2 separate regions of the Homo sapiens genome follow, and region 2 is linked to region 1. Evidence: chromatin loops called from intact Hi-C (ENCODE). Cell type or tissue: dorsolateral prefrontal cortex. All regions are shown on one strand.

Region 1 (8,000 bases):
TTGATTTCAGTTTAACAAATTTGTTGAGTTCCCATTATGAGTTGCACACCTTCCTAGGTGCCGCGGATACAGGGATGAGTAAGACACTGGTCTGCGCTCTATGTGCTGGGTTCACTCCCCACTTCTGCCCTGGTCTTGCTGTGCTTCTCTCAGATCCCCTTCTCCCCAAGGAGCCACCTTCCTCAAAGCAAGCCAATGGTTGGCTGTGCAGCAGCAAATGATGTGATCTGACATTAAACAAACAAAAAAATCCCTGCATTGTGCTGACTTATTTCTCATTCTTATGCATTTGCATGGGGGAAATGCCCAAAGAATGAAGCTGTAAAAATATTGCTACTTGCCCTTTGGCCATCCACCCACTGAGGGAAGACCTCAGGCCATCTGGTCTCTTCTGATAAATGCTCTGACCCAGCTCTGATGGACAAACCATGTCTTTCTCACTGTCATTTTCTGAGTGATGACATTGGGAGGGAAAAGCCTAGCTTCTTGGCAAGCAGTTTCCTGAAGGAAAAAAAAATGGGCTGAGGGTGGAGGGAGGATTTATTAAATTACCTGAAAAACTTTTTTGAAATGCACTTCCTGGGTCCTTACCCCCAGAAAATGAAATTTGACCTATTGGGGGACCCCAAATACACATGTTTTGAAAAAGTGCTTTAGGAAATTATCATATGTATTTGACACATGACCACCCTGCCACCTCCTACTGGACAATCACTGATGTTATCTAACTCTTTCCTTTTATACATGGCCCACAGAACAAAGGTGATTGATTTGCCTAAGGCTGCACAGCTAGTTAATAGTAGAGCCAGGAAGAGACTTGAGAACATTTTGATTCCCAAATGAGCGCTTCTTCTGACATTACCAATGCTTCCCCTTTAACTCTTGTTCTTCTGGAAATGATCATCATCATCATCATCATTATCATCATCATCATCTTCACCAGACATTCTACTGGCCACATTACATAAAATTATCTCTCGTATTTGCAACAGTTCTATAAGGCAAGTATTATCTCCATTTCTCACTCCCTGTCCACATTGCCAACCTTTGCATACTATGCATCCTGAGACTCAGGATCTGCCATCACCAAGTTCCCCTATATCTTTTGTCCCTTTTCATAAGGTCTCTTTATATCTTGCCTTAATGGAAATTTGGCTGTCCCCTTCATCTGCAGCCTCTCAAATGGAGACAATTCCTGTCCCACCTTATTCTCTTTATGTCAGACTGAAAGTGGAATAAATGTCACATTGTACTTTGAATTCAGTTATCTTCTCCCCTCCTTCAAAGCCCCTAGATCCTCTGAAATTCATGTCTCCAAACTTGACCATCTGCCATCCATATCTGCTAAACTGTCATCTACCAACTCACTCCCTTCATTCATTAATAACTTTAACACCTGTTCCTATCCCCTATTCCCATCACCATTCTTGGTGACTTTAACAACCTTGTAGAATAGGGACTCATGGAATACCTTGCCATCTGAGTTCCCTGACCTCCTCACCTCCAACAATCATTAATCTCTATTTCACCTAGGCCACACTCTCATGATTGTGTCCCTAACCCTGTCACCACCAGTTAAGGCACCACTTCCAAAATCTGTATGTCAGTACTCCCCATGCTCTGAAATCAATCCATTGACCCTACTGTTTTTACGTCTTTATAAATATACAAAAAATACATTATATATGTTCTTCTTTTTATCCTCACTTACCTTCTTGTTCTGCTTAATTCCTTTGTTCACCATTATAATTACTGCTTTGTGCATTCTGCTGTTTTTCTAACCTTTCTCTTTCTGTCAAACTCATCTGGTAAATGCACATTAAAGATTAAGTCCATATCCACGTATCTTATGACTACACCTGAGGTGCTCAAAGTTCTGGCAGAAAACACAAAGATGCTAATAAGTTTATCTTCATCACATTACTGCACACCCAAAATAGGCACTCAGCACACCTGGCAGTTTTATGACACTTCTTTAATGTGCCCACTTTGTGAAAATATTTTCTTCGCATCTTCCCTTTTGTCCTTAAGCTTTATAAATGGCTAGCTTGGCATGGATTCCCCTAAAAGCCATGCCTGAAACAAAGACTTACCTGAAGGTAGTTTTTATAAAAAGTGATCAAAGGGATCCAGAGACAGGATCCGAGGAGTGAAACAGGGGAAAGGCAAAGATGCATAAGTGAGTGGGCTGCTCCTAGGACAACAGATGGTCAATTCCATGGGACCTTCTAAAGATCCTGATAGGATGCAGCTTTTATTTATCTGCTTGGGGAGTAAAATGGTTCAGCATTTATCCATAGGATCCTGCCTTCCATTGGTCAAAGGTGGTTCTCGACACTAACTTCCTCACATCTCCAGGCTGTCCATGGGTGAGTGCCCAGTGGATTCTACAGACATTCTACACAGCAGCTTCAGAGGGGTCCTGGGGCAGACATTGCCACACTGCTGCAGAGCAAAGCTGTTTTGACACCTGTGCAGAAGTGGCCACTGTAATGGTCAGAAGAGTAGGGAGTGACACTGGGAGGATTTGAAATGGGGCACAGGAGATATCCCTTGTACCTCGCATATCTGTCATGGACCCTCTAAACCTAATCTGAGTCTTTTTCAAGGCTGCAGCCTTTACCAGGACTTAGTGTAAGAGTATGAGTGACACAAGTTCTGATTCCCCTGCCTCAGCTGATCTCAAGACCATACTTGGTATACACCACTTATTTCTACCACCCATTCTCCATTTCCCTCATCCTCGGTCAGCATTTAGTTAGTGTAAGTTGCTTGTTTTGTGCAGTGACAGAGACCCTTATCCCCAAGAGGTCTGATCCCTTACATACCCTTCCCATGCCATGGTTGTTGAATTGTGGGTCTGCCATAGTTATGAGGCAAGAGAACACTGAAAGTCACTCCTGTAGATATCCCGAGGTTCAGACATAGACCTCTCTGCCCTCACTGGCTAGCTAGCAGCAATCCAACTCCTCAAGTCAATGGAGTCTAGCACAGTGTGAGGACCACTTCGGTGCTGGCCTTGGGGAGAAGGTAAGAGAGACAGATGGACCAAAAGTTATGCATAGGAGTAGTATGGGGGCCAGAGACCTTAACAAAGAAGGGCCTATCATTTCTTGAGGACCTACTATGTGCCAGGTAGTTTGGGTGACTTGTCATTTCCACACGAGAGCGCCACCGTTATCCTCATTTTCATAAGAGGAAAATAAGTTCAGAGCAGAGAACTAACTTGTTGAGCCAGAGTCACACCCAGACTGCCCAAGGGGGTGAAGCCTACCAGGCAGGGCTCCTTTCAAGGCCCAACCTGACTAGATTTGCATGCAAAATACATAAGGAATCGTGTACCAAGACACTGCCAAGGAGTCAGATCATGACATGGCCAGCCACAGGGCACCTGCAGCCTCTCCCTCTGTCCTTCCTCCAGAACACCTCTTTGCTTCTTTTGGGTGTGAGGTGTCTTGGGCAGACCAGTAAAGTGTGATTCTTTCAAATCCATCCTGTAAACGCACCTTTCTCCTTCTTAAAGTCTCCCTGTCTTCCCAGGAGCCTCCCTATGCACCTTCAGGAACAACACCCAAGCAGGGTGCCTGTCTGCAAGGGGTGGATCCAGTCCGCGAGGCGGCGTAGCGGGCCTGGGTCTGGCCCCGGGCCAGCGAGAGCTGCGGCCGCCTGCTTTCTGTGGGAGCAGCGACAGCGCCGTAATGACAGCGCGGGCAGGGCGCGGGAAGAGTGCGGGGCGGACCCGAATTAGAAGCGCGGGCTCTCATCAGGAGATGCAGGGACCGTGGCCAAGTCCCGGGAGCGTGTCGGGCCCACTTGAAAGCACCAGGCGGCTGGGGAAGAGCAATCAGATGGAGGAGCCCTAAATCTGGAGCTGTTTAGGGTAGACAGCAGCCGCCGCAAGGGCACGCAGGCAGGCAAGGAGCCGCCGGGGCTGGCTGCAGTCGCGCGAGGGCCGCTTGGAAGGTGACGATGGATTTCAAGAGCGCCACCCGGAGGAGCCCCAGGACCTGCGGAGGGAGGGAGGCCGGCCTAGGCAGGCCTGGGCGCCGACCTCGTTTCCCGCGTGCCCTTCCCCACCTCCTTGGGTTGCCCCTGCTGCCCTTACTTTTGTGAGAGCCTCAGCGCCTGCCGCGGCCTTCTCTCCTTGAGTCGCTCTTGTTCTCTAAGGCTTGCTGGCCCCCAGGGCCATTGTTCTTCCAGACGGCGGCTGGAATAGGCTGCAGCTTCGGCATCCCTGGGGTGGTAAGAGTCAGGGCTGCTGTTGAGTGGGTGCCTCCTCTGTCCAGGCCCAGCGCTGGGAGCACCCAAGCTTTACAAAGGCAGCAGAGCAGGCTTCCCTGCGCCGGCTCTGGGCCAGACTCCCTGCCTGGACTCTGGCCACTTCTGCCACTTACTGGTTGTGAGACCATGGACAGGTCACTTAACATCTTTGTGCCTCAGTTTCCTCCTCCATAAAACAGGGATGCTGACAGTGATGACACTACTTTCCTTTCAGGGTTGAGTAGAGAGTCCTTAGAGAGGTGCAGAGCTGACTTGCGTTTTGAATCATGTCATTTACTCCTTGGAACAATGTGTGAATTGTCACATTTTATAAGGGGAAACTGAGGCTCCAAAGTGAATAGGCACTTGCCAGATGACACATCTAGCAGGAGCTGAGATCTGAAACCTACACTTTGTGACTCTAGGATCCATGCTCTTTTTGGTCTTTCAAAATCAGAAGCAGAGAAAGAGACAGAACGACAGGTAGACAGGCAGAGAGAGCCCATGCAGTGCCTGGGCTGGCCCTGGACCCTTGCCAGAAGCAGGGATTCCAAGTGGTGCTGCTTCACTTTTACTTCTACTCAGTATCCTGGGAACCAGACCAAGATCTGGAGCCAAAATTCCCACTGCAGAACGAGAGGCTCCAAATTAGATGCGTACAAAAATAGACATAGACAGGTGATCTTTCCCAGCTCTTTCTTTCTCCCCTTCCACAAACAGGGCTTAGTGATACCCTAGCCACCTACCGAGAAGCCATGGGCCCTGTGGGAGAAAGATGGGGCACTGCGGGGTTTATACTAAAACAGTAGTTGCAATCTAGTTTCAGAATCTCATCAAAGTCCTTCTCTTGCCCTTTTTAAGGCTCTGTTTCTAAACAGAAACCAAGTGGAGGAAAAGAGATTGTAGAGTTTCAGGACTTTGCAAAGGCTCCAAGCATTAGAGCATTCTCTAAGCTCTTCTCCCAGTTCTTGCCTTTCTTCTCAGTTTTCTTCTTGCAGCCCTGTGCCAAGCATTCAATTAACCACCCTGCTCCTGCCCCCATCTCAGCCAAATGGGTACCAGATGTACCATGTAGACGTCGGACAAAGTGGGATAGAAAAACTTTACTCAGACAAATTGGCAGAGAAAACACAATTAGTCAAAGCAAACAGAGCTGAAGCAGCAGGCAAGCCAAGTGTCCAGGAGCTCACCTGCAACACATTTCCAGGAGCCCCTCAAAAACCATTCATTTCAAATGGGGGCCATATGCAAGCCCCTACCCAGCAATGACAGGCTCTGAGCATAGCAAATCAAGAGTCACCATGCAAGGGGGTGGGGAAGTGAAAAGAGATGAATTTGCTTGTGTTCCACCCTGGGGTCTCCAGGAAGGATGTAGGGCCTGTGGCTGCTGTGAAAACACAAGAGCTTAGTGCAAAGAAGCAACCAGAAAATTGGCCCAGCTCCTTCCTGATCTTGCAATCTAGACCTCCAGCTGGGGCCCAGAATTGCAATCACTGGAAGAGGAAGGAACAAAGGCCCAGTTTGAAATAACTCTTTCTTTGGGGGTTCTGCTCGGATCCCTCAGCTGAAAATAACAGCCATCACCTTGGGGGGCTCCCTAATGGCCTGCCTACTTGGAGCATCAGGCAGACCAGGAGAAGCTTCTGCCAACAGCAAACACCCAGAGCCCTGGGTGGTTTGGTCCTGCCACTACCTGCGAGCAGCAGCTGAGATGCAATACTCATTCACCCTCCACCAACATTACAGACACTAAAGTGAGAATTGCAAGAATTGCCTCTTATCTCACAGAACAGCACAGTGCCAAGAAGCAGTGCTGCAAGCTTGGCCTTATATCAGACAGATATAACCTCAAATTCCAGTTCCACCTCTTATGAGCTGTGCAATCTTGAGCAAGTTACTGAACCTCTCTGGGCTTATTTCCTCATTTGTAAACTGGAGATAATACACATAATACACTTAAAGTTGCAAGGAAGATTAAGAGAAATATGCACATGTATGGTGTTGAACACATCTGGCACACAGTCAGCACTCAATAAGTGGCAGCAGCTGTTGTGCTGGGCTCACTGAAAGGACATAAACACCTATAGAAATAGGGAGGTAGGAGAGAGAGGAGTGAATATGAGGAATAAATCTGTAGCTGAAAGGTGTGAGAAGATAAAAGAGCTACAGTTGGAAAAAAACATAGCAAAGTGTCAATAGAACTACGTCATCCACACCCACTTACAAAAAGAGGAACTGAGCTCTCTAGCTTATTAGCAGGGGAAATGTTCTATTTAAAAAACCAAACTAGCCCAAAGTACACATCAACTGTACTGCATCCACATAGTGGAAATGATCACCCAGCTCTGCACTTTTCCTATTGCATAGCCTTGCATGATACCTGAGCTTGGCTCCCCTTGCATTTCACCAACAAGGCCCATCTTTTATTTTTCCTACCTATAGAAATGATTCCAGATGAAAAGTGGTGGGTGGATTACAACTAGAAAGGAAGGTATCCCAGTGTTCTTTTGGAGGCTCAGTCCCTGGAGGTGGTCTTGGCTGGTGGCCTCTGTCCATAGATCTGATACCACCACAACCCACCAGTGTGTCCCAGCATCTGCTCTGTTCTCTTCCCCAGAGCTAACCAGGGGACCTCAGGACTAACAAGGATAGTAGCAGGAGGAGGAGCCACATGGCTGAAACCTGGGAAAACCAGGCCAACTACAATCAGTCCATGGAGCTTGTATTTGGGGATTTTGTTTAACAGAGCAACAGTGAATCTCAGTCTGGAAAATTTAGCTTTATTTTCTTCAAACTTAGAAGTCCAACTCTGAGCTGCCAGTTCAAGTGTCTGGTGAGAGATTCAGTCCAGTTGCTGTTGGGGCCCCTCCCTTCCTAGGCTGCACAGGAATCTGGGGAGGCTTATCTTGCTCAGAAGATAGTGAGCAAGAGTCTCCAATTGCCTGGACATCCAGGTTGCCTCTCATCTCTTATGGCCAAACCCACAGCAATCCCTTGAAGTCTGATGGCTCTTCACTGAGTGACAGATTCACTGTCAGGCTGGGGGCTGAGGAGGCAGGGCCTTGGGCTCAGCCTGCTTATGTGTAGGTGTACCATGCTGCCTTCCCCTCCAAATTTCATCTCCTCCTTGGGATATGGCTACAAAATGGTAATGTGGTTTTACTCTCTCCCTCCCCATAGCTCCAAAATAATTTAGTCAAGAGAAAAATCTCTCCTTCTTCTCACTCATCGACCACTTAGGCTCTATAGTGGTTCAATGGTATTCCCCTGAAAGTATGTCCACTTGGACCCTCAAAATGTGACTTTATTTGGAATAATATTTTTTTTCAGATGGAACTAAGGTAAGGATCTCAATATGAGATCGTCTTGGATTAGGGTGGATCCCAAATCCAATGACAAGTGTCCTTATCAAAGAAAGCACAGAGACCCAGTGTGGAAAGCCACGTGAAGACAGAGCCAAGGAATGCCTAAAGTTGCCAACAGCCACCAGGAGCTGGGAGAGAGGCATGAAACAGATGCTTTCTCAGAGGCTCCAGAACAAATCAATCCTGCTGATACCTTAATTTTGGACTTCTGCACTCCAGAGCTATGAAATAATAAATTTGTGTTGTTTTAAGCCACCAGGTTTATGGGCAATTTCTTAGAGCAGCCCTTGGAAATCAATACAGGCCTTTAGTATTCTTTAATTACCTTAGACTTTTGCAAAGGACAGCCTTTTATCTTCCATAGCTTTTGCTTTC
Region 2 (8,000 bases), 190 kb before region 1:
TGGTATCATAATGCCGAGAAACCAAATTATAGATTATTTATCTATTACGTGCCACATTATTGCATAGTTGTGCTATCGCTTGTTTCTAACTTTACTTGGAGGCTGCCCTCTAGTGTTACTGAATCTCAGCACAACCACTTTTGTTTAGATCCCCGGAAAGGTGACAAAACACACAGAATGCTACCATCTAGTCAGCAGCTAGAGTGTTAAGTTTATGATACATAGTTTGAAAGATTTTGAATAAATTAAAATGTGCACATCACCAGTGCTCTTGATGGCATAGAAGACAGCACTGGAAAAAACACACACCAATGACTGAATTGAAGCCATATCCGGAATACCAAGTCTAACACAGGTTTTAGGACTACCTTAACCAATTAACTTCACTTTTATTTTCTATTTTGTATGTGCAAAAAAGCTACATGTGATAAAATAAGCTCTCTCTAAATAAGGCTATAAGAACTTCTTTAGTTTAAATAAAAATTATAAGTATTAAGAAAAGCACTTTGCGAGGCCAAAGCAGGCCAATGGCTTGAGGCCGGGAGTTTGAGACAAGCCTGGGCAACATGGCAAAACCCCGTCTCTACTAAAAATACAAAAATTAGCCAGGAGTGGTGTCTCATGCCTGTAATCCCAGCTACTTGGGAGACTGAGGCACGAGAATCGCTTGAGCCCAGGAGGTGGAGATTGGACCACTGCACTGCAGCCTGGGAGACAGAATGAGACTCTGTCTCAAAAAACAAAAAGAAAAGTATTTCAACCACCATTGGGTGGGATGTGTTTGACCAGACAGCCTCAAAATTTATGATATAATTAGTCCTCAGAGAAGAGTTCTCAAACTTCAACACATTTTTCTATTACAAACCTTCAAAGAGTAGATCCAAGCACTTTAAAGATTATTCTCTAAAGATATTAAGAAGAGAAGCACACCCTACAACCTAAATGGTGGTGTTAAGTACTTTTCTCACAGTAGTGCCAACTCTGCTTTTTCTTGGATGAAGAATAAGCATACTCCAGAGTCTGCAGAAAGTGGGGAGAGTAAATTTCAGACACAGTAGCTATTTTTTGCATGTATAATGATGGCATTCTCAGTGGATTATGAAGGTAACGTTGCAACACTCCAAGTACATCCAGCTTACAGCAGCAGAGTGACTGACATGTTTTCTATAAAAATGGTTACTGGTAACAGTGGTTTTCCAAAGTTCTGAAACTCAGATCAGGAAGAACAACTAAAATCATATTAGCGCTACACACACACAAAATGAAGCTGAACACCAAAATGACACTTGGAAGTCAGCTTTTCTTCTAGAGGGGTGTTATGATAGAGTAGTTAAAAGTATGGGCTCTGGAGGTTGCTATTCTATTGGCTGTGAGATCTTGGGAACATTACTTAACATCTCTGTGCCTCATATTCATCATCTGTAAAGGGGAAATACTAATGGTACCTTCCTCATAAAGGGAGTCTGATGATTAAATGAAACAATATGCACCAGAATGATGTCTGGTACATAAACACTCAATAAAAATTAGCTATTAATATTTGACACCAAACCCTCCTAATATAATGAGCTAAATTCAATGTTTTTGTCACCAGCAGGATATGGGTTCTTGACAAGTAAAACTAAAAAGATGATGAGGAGATGATAGTGTCCAGATGAATCTTTCTGCCAGTTTCTGTCTCTTTATGTTCTTTTGTGTGTCAGAGCATGGTTTAAAATAACTAAGTAAGTAATCATTATTTCATTTTATGTAGGAAATATAGTACATGCCTACTATGTGCAGAGTGCTAAATTAGATCTTATTGGATATTTCTAAAATATTAAATAAGGCATTAGGAGTTAGGTGACTATGTTTTGCTACAGTTGTTATTTGCCTTTGTTGGGTCCAGTGCCCAGTTAGGAGCCTATGTTTATCAGGCCCATGGTGCCTTGAGCTATAGCCTTCCTGTCTTCTGTTCTCAGAGGAAGAAACTCCGAGGTCATAATATCAAGTATTTCCTCACTGGGTGAGTTTTCTGAATGCAGTGTTTAGATTGTAGGTAATGTAGATTGTGTATTTGGAAACACAATACTCAGGGATTTTCACTAACAAAGAGGGCCCAAAGATCTCTGTCAATTAATTAGATTTTTTAAAAATATGTATTTATCTTTTAGAGACTGGTCTCCTGTTGCCCAAGCTGAAGTGTAGTAGCATGGCATGATCATAGCTTACTGCAGCCTCGAGCTCCTGGGCTCAAGTGATCCTCCTGAGTAGCTGGGATTACAGGTGCACACCGAGCCTGGATAATTTTTACAATTTTTTTTTTTTGAGGGGGGGTCTTGCCATGTTGCTCAGGCTACTCCAGAACTCCTGGCTTCAAATGGTCCTCCTGCCTCAGCCTCCCAAGTAGCTAGGATTACAGGCATGAGCCACTGCACCTGGCTCTGTTAACTTAATGTCTGACTCAAAACCAATGTATAGATACAAACAAGTTTATTTTATATAATAAAACTTTGTTATATGTGGCATTAACTACTCGTACCAATAAACTGAATTTTCAGATTGAGTCATGGGGTTTAAACACTTGTCTTTCACAAAACCAAACAGCTGAACTGCTAAACAGCAAAGTGGATAGATTGGAAAGTAAACCCCTATTCTGAGCCTGCCTTCACCCCTACTTCACTGAGGTGTAATGAGGAGATAGAAAAGAAGTTGGGTGAGTCAAGAAGAGAAACAAGGGCTGATCATTAGCTCTCAAGCAAACAAGAGTTAATTTTGGCTTTATCCATTCTAGTTTACTCAGGTGGGCACAGCCTGATTCACAAAAATAAGGAACTTGTTGGTCAGGGGTTAGGGAATGTGCTAACAAAAGCTTGGAGACTGGGTGTCTCTGGAGCTGGATAATGGGAACTGGGGCCCCTCCTTCCCGGTGGCAGAGAGGATTGTGTTCATTTGGTATTTACCCAAAGTCAGAACCATCTGACAGCTGTTTGGTGTTTCTTGTGAAATGGACTTGGACCCTGACCAGATGCTAGTGGACAGATGTTCACAACACAAAAGGCTTCATCAAAATAGGCACTAATTGGCACCCTCCTGACAATCTCAACAAATAAGGCAGGAATGGGCTGTATCTGCTGTTGACCATCTCAACGCCCAAGCCTGCCTTTCCTGGCTTAGGGAGGAGGCCCTGTTGGGGAACTGAGCTTTCTCCATAGCCAGAGATTTTTGGTTCCAGGGCTTCTTGACATGAAACTCCCAAAAGGTACTGAATATTTGTTTTATATGTATATATGCTTGTATGTATATACTTAATTGAAACCTTTTAAGAAGGTAGGCCAAGGAAGGATCATTTGGACTTCACCACCCACCTCTCACCAAAGCAAGTCTTAAAATGCAGAATTTTCTCCACAAAGTTGGTTTCTATGCAGTAGTTTTTGAACAAATACTTTATACAAATTGTTACGTATTATCTTAATATGAACCCCTCCAAATAAATGTGTGTATTTTATTTTATCTGTGATGTAGTTTTGTGCAAATATTTTTGCTAGATGGATTTTAAAAACCTAAAGCTGTTTTAAAGTGGATATTTCAGGGGCAAACTGGTTTGACTATGCCCCATAAATCATTAGATAGGGCTTGCTCCTACTTGTACAGGATACAATTAAGTTTGATTTCAACAGTTCAACTGTCTTTTTAGTGCTAGAGACACTTTTTGAGTAAGCATTCTCTCCTCTTTTTTTCCTCTGAATTTTGCAAGTTGGGAACAAACTCTAACTCCTGGCTTATTATTAATACTATTGGAATCTGTTCCCATCTATGTGCCGGCAAATAATAATTCTTTCTAAGGCAGGATGTAGTTTTACAATGCATGGTTTAAAACACTTTTACTGATGTTACTGTTTATTACTGTTTATTACAGTAGAAAGCCCTTTCCTACTATAGGGCTCTCTGTGGCCCTCCTCCTATCATTACCTATTGAAGTCTCCTTTTTCCCACTCCTCTCCAGGAATACAGATTTAAGAACGATCCATGCTCCACTACAGATATTTCCAAAACACAATTGGTATTAACCCAGGCTGGACACATTTTATCAGTCATTTCTATAATTACTTATTTTAAAAAATGGTATACATGGTTGCTGTATCGTATGGAGTGTGAGAAGCTATCTTATCATGGTACTATTCATCCTGGTTGAAAGGATGTTGGTTTTTTCCCCCCTAACATCTCACTCTCAGGATTTCTCTGGACCAGGAATCCACCCCCTCTTTCCCATTCTCTAGTGTGGCTCCTGCTCCTTTGAATGAAAGGCTGCTCTGACTAAAGGAGCTAGAATATGCCCAGCAACCAAGGCCGGGTACTATTGAGTCCATTGTTTGCTCCCAGCACTGTGGAGCCAAATCTCATTTTATAGCACAGTGTGTTCTAGGAATTCCACTTCATCAGTACAACAGACCTTCTCTAATGCCTTCCTATTTTCCCCATTTGCTGCTGTCACAGGCAGCGCCACACAGTCCTGTGGCAGGCAATTATAATTCACTTTTCTCCAAGGCTCTGCTCTCCCCCTTTTGCAAGGGACCACAAGGCATCAGCTGCCATATTAAATAGACGCTAATGACACCAAGTGTGAGCCGCCAGAGCTGTGGTTGTGATGGTGTGTTTAAGATTTAATCCCTTTGAGGGACTGAACCTGGAGTTCAGAGGTGGTTTCACTGAGGTTTATAAGAAATTTGGCTAAGATTATACTTAATGGATTTTCAAGTACTGAAAGGTATTTGTGTTTAAAGTGAATATGTTAATAAAACTTTCCAAACACAGTCACAAAAAATAGATCTGATACAAAATTATGTAACGTATTATTCAAAGTAATATAGTTGTCTAATAATAATATATTGTATGTGCATATGTGCTGTATGTACTCATTTTCCCTCTATAGTTTTCTAAGCGGTTTGCTTTTTTCTAAATGGAGAAGTGTCCTTTGGTGACTCACAAAGATTCACAATGAGCGAATGCTCCCTAGAGCAGGGCCAACTCCTCTTGGGCCCTTGTCTTGCTAGAAGATGCTTTTCTCCTGGAGACAGGATCGCCATCATTAGTAACTTATCCCTACACCCAATCCACAAAAGATTTTACTCTTTAAAATTTTCCAGCATATTTTGGCAATGGTGGAATGACAACGTATTCATTTTTGTCCCATCTGGCAACATTTTGGCACCTCTTATGAAATTATTTTCTATTGGATTTGTAAAAGTGCCCCATTAGTAACACTTCCTGTAAGTGTAAATAGGCTTTTCCATAGCTGTCCCTTCACCGAAATAGATCGGTTTTGAACCTTCCTGCCAGTACAGAGGATGTGGCCTGATGCTCCCTCACAAGACGGTGGCTGTCTCACCTTCATACTGCCCGGGCCGCTTAACTAAATTGCTCCATGGCCTTGTGTAGCTATGCTGAAGGATGGAGAAGAGCGTCCCTTTAATGAACCCGGAGTATTTCATTTATTAGCAAATCATCAGTTGACCCAGAAAGTGGCCAGGTAATTAGTGTAAAGTTTTGCAGAGCTTTTTTATATGCACCATCTCATTTCATTCCCATAGACCTCTGTGGCACCTGCCTTTACCCTGGCTTGGAAAAATAGAACTTCTCCCCTTGACTAAAAAGACTTAGTCTGTGTAAAGTTATGTGTTTTATCACTTTACCCAAATATTGTTCTTTGTAATTTTCAACTTAACACGCTAAAACATACTGAAAAAAAATGATTGACTACAAAATCCTTTTTTAAAGGAAATGTGTACATCAGAGGAAGCGTTAGGCCGTAAATAGTGTTATTTTAGACACTCTAGGACATTTTAAAGAGCAAGAACAAGCCTATAGCTCACCTTGCAGTGCTCTCCAGGTTAATCAGTGATTCTTTGACTGGTGTCAGGGACATTTGGTGGGTAGTGATTGGCATGCCTGTATTTTCCTTTGTCACCATTTCTTCAGGTTCATGTAGAAAACTGCAGTCAGAATCTACAGACAAGATCCTGTGACTGGTTCTCAGGAGAATCCTTGTGACAAACATCTGGCAGATATGTTTTAAAGTCCTACGATAGCTGTCAGAAAGTTGATGGCTCCTGATACGTTACATTGTCAGTCCAGACACACTAATTCTTTAGTGGGATTATTGATGTTGTTGTAGCACATCTGTGTTTAATTGCAGACAGGAAGCTGAAAGAGAAAGCTTGTTGTGATTACGACCTCTGAGATACCTATTATATCTGAACTTAACAATCAGGTCAAAACTTAGTGGTGGGTGGGAATGAAAAGATGTCCGCAAATGAAACTATGTGCATGGGAGAAGAGACTGCATGTCACTGACCTGCAGAGAAGCCAGTGCCTGGGTTCAAATCCATCACTCTCTAGCTGTGTGACATCAGGCAAGCTCCTTAACCTCCTTGGGCCTCAGTTTCCTCCTTTGTAAGATGGAGTAGTAATAGCATCTGCCTTATAGGGTTGCTGTGAGGATTAAATTAGTCCATATGTATACATTCCCTTGAGTTCCCATTACATCATAAGCACTAGATAAGTGTTTCCTATTTTTATATTTCCCCCCAAATCTTCTGCTTTGTAAAGGTAAATCTTCTGCTGATAGAGGATGAGCTGCAAAGAGAATGTGTGTGTGTGTGTGTGTGTGTGTGTGTGTGTGTATGCTAAGACTATCATGCAGAATTGATTCTACACTTGTAACACGGGCATATTTGGCTGTTATTGCCTACGTTATCCATTTTGACACCTCCCCTACTCTCAAAGCCCCTGCATGTCACTCGCTTCCTCTGCTTTTCCCCTTCAGATTATTTCACCCATGTTCTATTTGGTCATGACCTGTATGTGTACCTCATCTAAGTGATGCTTTATGAATTCCATAAAGCCACTCATCTTTGAGGTCTCCAAGAACAGAGACTATTCCCTAATGATCCTTTTGTGCAGTGTTAGTTGTTAAATGTGCTAACGGATGCCAGCGTTTGAAAATGGTGCTGATCCATGACCTCTTCTGACAATGTTAGATTCCTATCCTTCAGAGTGAGAATTTTAGGCATGAGGCTGCTTGAGGTACTGGGTTGCCCAAGACAAACCTGATCTCCAGGGCTGAAGTATGGGCATCTATGAATCAATGCCCATCAGGTGATTGTGATGATCAGTCAATATTGGCAGCCTCTGATTTAATTAATCATCCTGAGAATAATGTTCCTTATGTGTAAGATTATTAGAAAGCCAAGTTTTCTCTCAGAGTTTTGGTGCAGATCAAATGATGTCCTGTTTTTACAAAGCCTGAAGCCCAGGTAAACCTAAAGCACTGTTATTACTGTTATTACTGCAGAGAACCTGTGTGCTGTGGAAGGTCCCCAGGCTACAGGGTGCAGAGATGTCCACTGGGCACATGCTGACAGATCCTTCAAAAAATGGTACTTAAAGAAGATTAGATCAACATTTCTGAGAAAAGCATCTCTTTTGCCTTCTCATTGGTTCAGTAAACCCAGTTAAAGGCAAAGTTTCCAGCCCTCAGAGCCTGCCATGGGATTCCTGTATCATTAGATATTGTTAACATTAGCACTTTTGGAGTATTATTTCACAGACATGGTTTCAATGTTCAGAACCAAAAGGTGGAGAAATGGTGTCAGATAACCTTAGAGAGGATCATTTTCTTGGTAATCTCTCCTTTCTTAAAATAAACTAGATATTGCTGACAATGTGAAATTTGTGACTAACCTTCAGTAGATATGTTGATTTTGCTTTTAAAATAAAAACCAAGGATGCTTAGAAGTAGCCATAAGAGGAAATATTTTGAAAATGAATGACCTAAAGTAATCAATGGATATGTATAACATTTATATTTTAAAATGACAATGACTGTGATTTAAAGTGCCTCTAAAAAAATTAACTCTTTAACCATCAGTCCCTTTCCACTCAAATCCTAAAGCAATGCAGTTTCATATTTTCTGCTTGTACAAGGTTAGGATCCATCACTGACTCAAACATGATCATTT

Evidence for each region. A loop is a pair of places that touch in the nucleus more often than their neighbours do. Peaks named below come from ENCODE experiments on the same cell type or tissue, not always from the same donor. Only the 100,000 strongest peaks of a DNase experiment are listed, where the experiment ranks them.
Region 2: it touches region 1 in a loop (3-fold over the local background); 2 of 110 quality-filtered maps call a loop at or near these places.

The regions. Positions count from the first base shown.
Region 1 is chr5:116,357,502-116,365,501 of GRCh38, reverse strand. No RefSeq gene overlaps it. Among named protein-coding and RNA genes, the nearest start is that of SEMA6A-AS1, 86 kb to the left of the region's middle. RefSeq lists enhancers at 3,998-4,794, 5,889-6,038. In dorsolateral prefrontal cortex, a CTCF peak has its summit at 3,626; DNase peaks (open chromatin) are centred at 3,781, 4,172 and 4,801; H3K4me3 peaks cover 1,268 bases; H3K27ac peaks cover 4,426 bases.
Region 2 is chr5:116,549,980-116,557,979 of GRCh38, reverse strand. The region is part of intron 1 of SEMA6A (semaphorin 6A); the gene reads left to right. Among named protein-coding and RNA genes, the nearest start is that of SEMA6A-AS2, 20 kb to the left of the region's middle. In dorsolateral prefrontal cortex, a CTCF peak has its summit at 110 (motif pointing left); DNase peaks (open chromatin) are centred at 2,913 and 4,409; H3K4me3 peaks cover 1,585 bases; H3K27ac peaks cover 8,000 bases.